Regions from separate parts of the Homo sapiens genome. Here region 2 is linked to region 1. Evidence: read pairs that join two places in POLR2A ChIA-PET (ENCODE). Cell type or tissue: PC-3. All regions are shown on one strand. Region 1 overlaps ATP6V0A2 (ATPase H+ transporting V0 subunit a2). Region 2 overlaps DNAH10 (dynein axonemal heavy chain 10).

Evidence for each region. Peaks named below come from ENCODE experiments on the same cell type or tissue, not always from the same donor. Only the 100,000 strongest peaks of a DNase experiment are listed, where the experiment ranks them.
Region 2: POLR2A ChIA-PET joins it to region 1 with 27 read pairs; 3 of 35 experiments call an interaction of 5 or more read pairs at or near these places.

What each region holds. Positions count from the first base shown.
Region 1 is chr12:123,737,724-123,740,223 of GRCh38, reverse strand. All of the region lies in intron 9 of ATP6V0A2 (ATPase H+ transporting V0 subunit a2), which reads right to left. Among named protein-coding and RNA genes, the nearest start is that of DNAH10, 23 kb to the left of the region's middle. In PC-3, no CTCF peak of the experiment used is centred here; no DNase peak of the experiment used is centred here.
Region 2 is chr12:123,787,798-123,790,297 of GRCh38, reverse strand. It overlaps DNAH10 (dynein axonemal heavy chain 10), which reads right to left. Exons shown (of 79, transcript NM_001372106.1): 10 at 2,296-2,494; 11 at 177-371. It overlaps LOC105370044 (a long non-coding RNA gene), which reads left to right. Exons shown (of 5, transcript XR_945481.4): 2 at 126-249; 3 at 430-547; 4 at 1,701-1,805. Among named protein-coding and RNA genes, the nearest start is that of DNAH10, 27 kb to the right of the region's middle. In PC-3, no CTCF peak of the experiment used is centred here; no DNase peak of the experiment used is centred here.

The DNA.
Region 1 (2,500 bases):
CTCCAAAAAAAAAAAAAAAGAGAGAGAGAGAGACATTCTGTAAAATCACTGTTTGTTTGTTTGTTTGTTTGTTTGTTTTTGAGACAAGGTCTGGCTCTGTTGCTCAGGCTGGAGTGCAATGCAGCCTCAACCTCCCAGGCTCAAGCGATCCTCCCACCCCGGCCTCCAGAGTAGCTGAGATTACAGGTGCATCACCACATCCGGCTGACTTTTGAGTTTTTTGTAGAGATGCGGTTTAACCATGTTGCCCAGGCTGAAAATCACTGGTCTTTAAAGAAAAAGAAAAGATATTTTTCTAGACAAAACAAAACAAAAAACTAAACTAAAAAACCACATGAATTACAAGGAAAAGAAAATTAGATTAACATCAGGCTTTCTGTTGGGAGCAAGGTGCCAGAACAAGATGGAGGAACATGTGTAAGATACTCAAGGGGGAAAAAAATGAGCCCAGAATTTTATTTCCAGAAAAACTCACTCCTAATTATAAAAAGCAGCAGACAGCCACTGTGATCAACATGAGAATTCAGAGAATATGATTCTTGCAAGCCTCTCTGAGGCTTCTCTAGGGAATGAGCTTCAGGCAGCCAAGTGACTAGAGAGCTTCAGGCAGCCAAGTGAACCCAAGAACTGGGATCTGCAGGCTGGAGGCTGAGATTCCCCGCTTCCGCCTGGCACAGCCTGTTAGGAGTTCTGCATGTGAGACCCCTGTGTACCTGATCAAATTCAATCTTGGCGACAGAAAAAAAAGGCATCCTGTAGACACAAGCTGACTACCAAGGCAACTGTGAAGAGCCAGATTCATGAGGTGTGGGAATGCAGGTGATGAGCCAGCTTTCATCAACACTGGAGAACGTCTCAGTCACCTACTTATGGAGAAAAATAACACAGGACAGGACAGATGAGGAAAGCGAAGAGACAGGGACTATAAGCAGTAAGAGGTGGGCTGAGAGCTCAGTACCCTTGACGGGAAACGAAGAGTCGGTGCCCACGAGCGGAGCAAAGAACAGCTATGCAGCCGGAGGTGGACATGTGGTCACTGAGACCTTAATACGCAGCTCTCAAGAGACCCCAGTGCATGTGCACGCAGGAGATGGCAGAAGCAGCACCATGGGCTCGATCTGAATCGAATGCAGCCACCTTGAAAGTCACAAAGCAGCACACACACCACCTATAACAGGAGTACTAGTCATGTCCCTCAAACTGATGTCACCTCAGTAAAAGAAGAATCATCTGTGTTTATCTCTCAAATAGGTGGTTCCTACTCTAAATAACAAAATACTATTTATGTGTTGCTGTCTTTCTCAGCACTGGGTATTTCATGTTTATGTCATAATGGACATTATATTTTACATTTGTATCATCACAGAATTATGTAATGAGACAAGGTTACATAACCAAAAAACTCATGAAAAAGGTGTTCCCTTAACTGTCACTTGAAATATGTAAACCTGTTCTTTCCATGACCAAAATCTGAGTTTAATGTAGAAGAAAAACCTCACAGGAACATGGAAGAATTACACTATAACCTTGCAGTGGGAAAAGCCTGTGATTCAAAATCTGGAAGGTGTAAGAGCAAAGATGGATAAGTTCAACTATATTTAACAAAAAACTTCTGCATGGCCAAAACAAACAAACAAATAAACAAACAGAAACATCCTAAGTCAAAAGACGAGGGACAAACTGGGGAAAATATTCTTACTGGTGTCACAGACCAGGAGCCAACAGAAATTGGTAAGAAAAAGGCCAACATACGATGGAAAATGGCTGCAGAATATGAACAGATAGTTCACAAAAAAAAGAAAATTGAAAACGCTCTTTTTTTTTTTTTTGAGACAAAGTTTTGCTCTTGTTGCCCAGGCTGCAGTGCAATGGCGCCATCTTGGCTCACCACAACCTCCGCCTCAAGCAATTCTCCTGCCTCAGCCTCCCAAGTAGCTGGGATTACAGGCATGTGCCACCCCGCCCAGCTAATTTTGTATTTTTAGTAGAAATGGGGTTTCACCATGTTGGTCAGGCTGGTCTCAAACTCCTGACCTCGTGATCCACCCGCCTCGGCCTCCCAAAGTGCTGGGGTTACAGGCGTGAGCCACCGTGCCCAGCCAAAAGGCTCTTAAACAAAAAAAAGGTATTCCCCTTCACTCACAATGAGAGAAATACAATAGCTGACAACATCTATCAAAATCAGTCCAGTAATTCCATTTCTGGGAATTTACCCTACAAATAGATTTGACATCATAGTGCTATTTGTAAAAGCGGAAACTACCTAAATGACCAGAAAACTAGTTAAATAAACCATGGTATGCACACAACAGAATATTAAATAGTTATAAGAAAAATAGAGAAGTTTTATTAAGTGAAAAGAATAGTATGAATAGTGCCATTTTGTGAAGAAAAAGAAAGAAAAATAATATCTACTCCTATCTGCTTATCTACAGTTAAGAAACTCAAAGAAATAACAGAACTGAAGTAATGGTTATCTTTGAGTGGAGGAAGTGGACAA
Region 2 (2,500 bases), 50 kb before region 1:
AATGTTCATTTTTACCTTATGCACTTCTGCATTGTTTTTGTTTTTTATAATTAATAAGCAGGTATTACTTGTGATTTAAAAAAAAAGACTAAGCATCACTAAATAACCCAACAAATTTAACACAGAGAAAACATGGTGTCGACTCCCAAGATGGACTCAATGGACGTGTCACTTGCCAGAACTTCAATCTTGAATTCATCCATCACATATTTCCAGAACTGGGAGGACTTGATGCTGAAGGGGTCAAAGGTCAGGTTTTCCATGGGGGTGACTAGGCCGTCCACTCTGCATAGGACATCATCAATGCGCTTGGGGTCCCCCGTCACTGCCTTTAGTTCTGGACCAAATATGTTATAAAATTCCTCCAAAATCTGTCCAATCAAACGGAACAATGAGGAGATTACATTTGGGTTTTCCTGTGAATATTAGAACTACAAATGGATAGCATATCGAGACTGACCTGGGGGCAAGAATCATGTCACACAGTAACCTCCTCCCGGACTAAGCCCTTCGGTACGATGCCCAAGGCACATAGGATAAGATCCAGGTCTGCACCTGCCTGTTCCTCCCCACATTGCAGCCACCCCCACCCTCCTCCAAGGCCATGTCCCTTTCTGCCTCAGGACCTTTGCACTTGCAGTTGAAAGTGCTTCAGGGAGGCTGAGGGGGGCGGATCACTTGAGGCCAGGAGTTCAAGACAAGCCTGGCAAACATGGCGAAACCCTGTCTCTGCTAAAAATACAAAAATTAGCCGGGTGTGGTGGTGCATGCCTGTAATCCCAGCTACTCAGGAGGCTGAGGCAGGAGAATCACTTCAACCCGGAAGGCAGAGGTTGCAGTTAGCCAAGATCGCACCACTGCACTCCAGCCTGGGTGACAGAGCGAGACTCTGTCTCACATGCACACACACACACACACACAAAGAGGTGAGATGATAAACCACTGAGGTAGTTCTATGCAGCGTTTCCACTGTTCTGGTAACAATGAAATACCCATGCACACACTAGCTACGGTGATTCCACATAGAAGTTAAATATTTTTTGTTTTTGTTTTGGGACAGAGTCTTGCTCTGTCACCCAGGCTGGAGTGCAGTGGCACAATAGCTCACTGCAACCTCCACCTCCCAGGTTCAAGCAATTCTCCTGCCTCAGCCTCCCAAATAGCTGGGATTACAGGCGCCCGCCACCACGCCCAGCTAATTTTTGTATTTTTCATAGAGACAGGGTTTCACCATGTTGGTCAGTCTAGTCTTGAACTCCTGACCTCGTGATCCGCCCACCTTGGCCTCCCAAAGTGCTGGGATTACAGGCGTGAGCCACCGCATCTAGCCGAAAAAGCTTTATATTTTTAATTCTTTTTTTTTTTTTTTTTTTGAAGCAAGGTCTCACTCTGTCGCCCAGGCTGGGGTACACTGGCGTGACCACGGCTCACTGCGCCTCAACCTCCCAGGCTCAAGCCAACGTGCCACCTCAGCCTTCTGAGTGGCTGGGACTACACGTGTGCACCACCACACCTGGCTAATTTTTGTATTTTCAATAGACAGGGTCTTGCTATGTTGCCCAGGCCAGTCTCAAATTCCTGGGTTCAAGGGATCCTCCCACCCCAGCCTCAAAAAGTGCTGGGATTACAGGTGTGAGCCATCATGCCTGGCCTGTTTGAATTCTTTTTACAGCATTTTTTTTTCCTGTCTTTGAGCACAGGGCATCACCTCCCTCTCGGGCTGGGCACTGCCACACCGCAGCCGGACCTGCTTTGTACTCACTATGGTTCCTCTAGCATTAAGACATCTGAGTACCCGGCACACCGTGAGTTCTCCGTGAATGCATTTAGAATGAAGGGGTGGGTGAACCTTTAGGAGACAAGTGCTGTGGCTAATTCAATCAGCCACTAGGCACTTTGTCCATCCGTGGAGCTCTGGGAAGACTGGGCCTGGCTGAGGGAGAGTGAAGAGAGGTCTCAGACTGGCCTCTTGAGGGATTCCAATACTTAAGGGGAAGGCAGAGGAAGGGAGCTTTGCAAAAGACACAGAGAAGGAGTGGCCAAAGAGGTCAAAGGAAAGCCAAAAAGCAGGGAGAGGGAAGAATGTCAGAGAAAGCAACAAAAAGTCGCAAAGCTCTGGTGTACTCTGGTCCATTCTGGTACATTCTAGTATATTCCGTAGGTTCTTTCTTTGAAGGGCTTCTCCCTGCCAGGCCCTTTCTGACGCCCAGCTCCTACCTGACACGGAGGGGGCCACTGTCAAAAGCCAACTGCCTTCTTCGGGGCAAATTCCGCCGGCCTTCGCCCAGCCCCTACCTGCAGAACGTCGGAGAGGTCCTGGCAGATGGTGGCCATATAATCCGTCCTCTCGAACAGCCGCTTCCGGTCAAACTCCCACCGATCTTCCCTCCCCGAAGCCTCTATCTTGGCCCGGGTGTCAAAATAGGCCTTTTTCCACAGCCTGAGGGTGTTCCTGGCTTCCAAGGTTTTGCTTTGGGCACTCGCTCGATTTTCTCTGCGA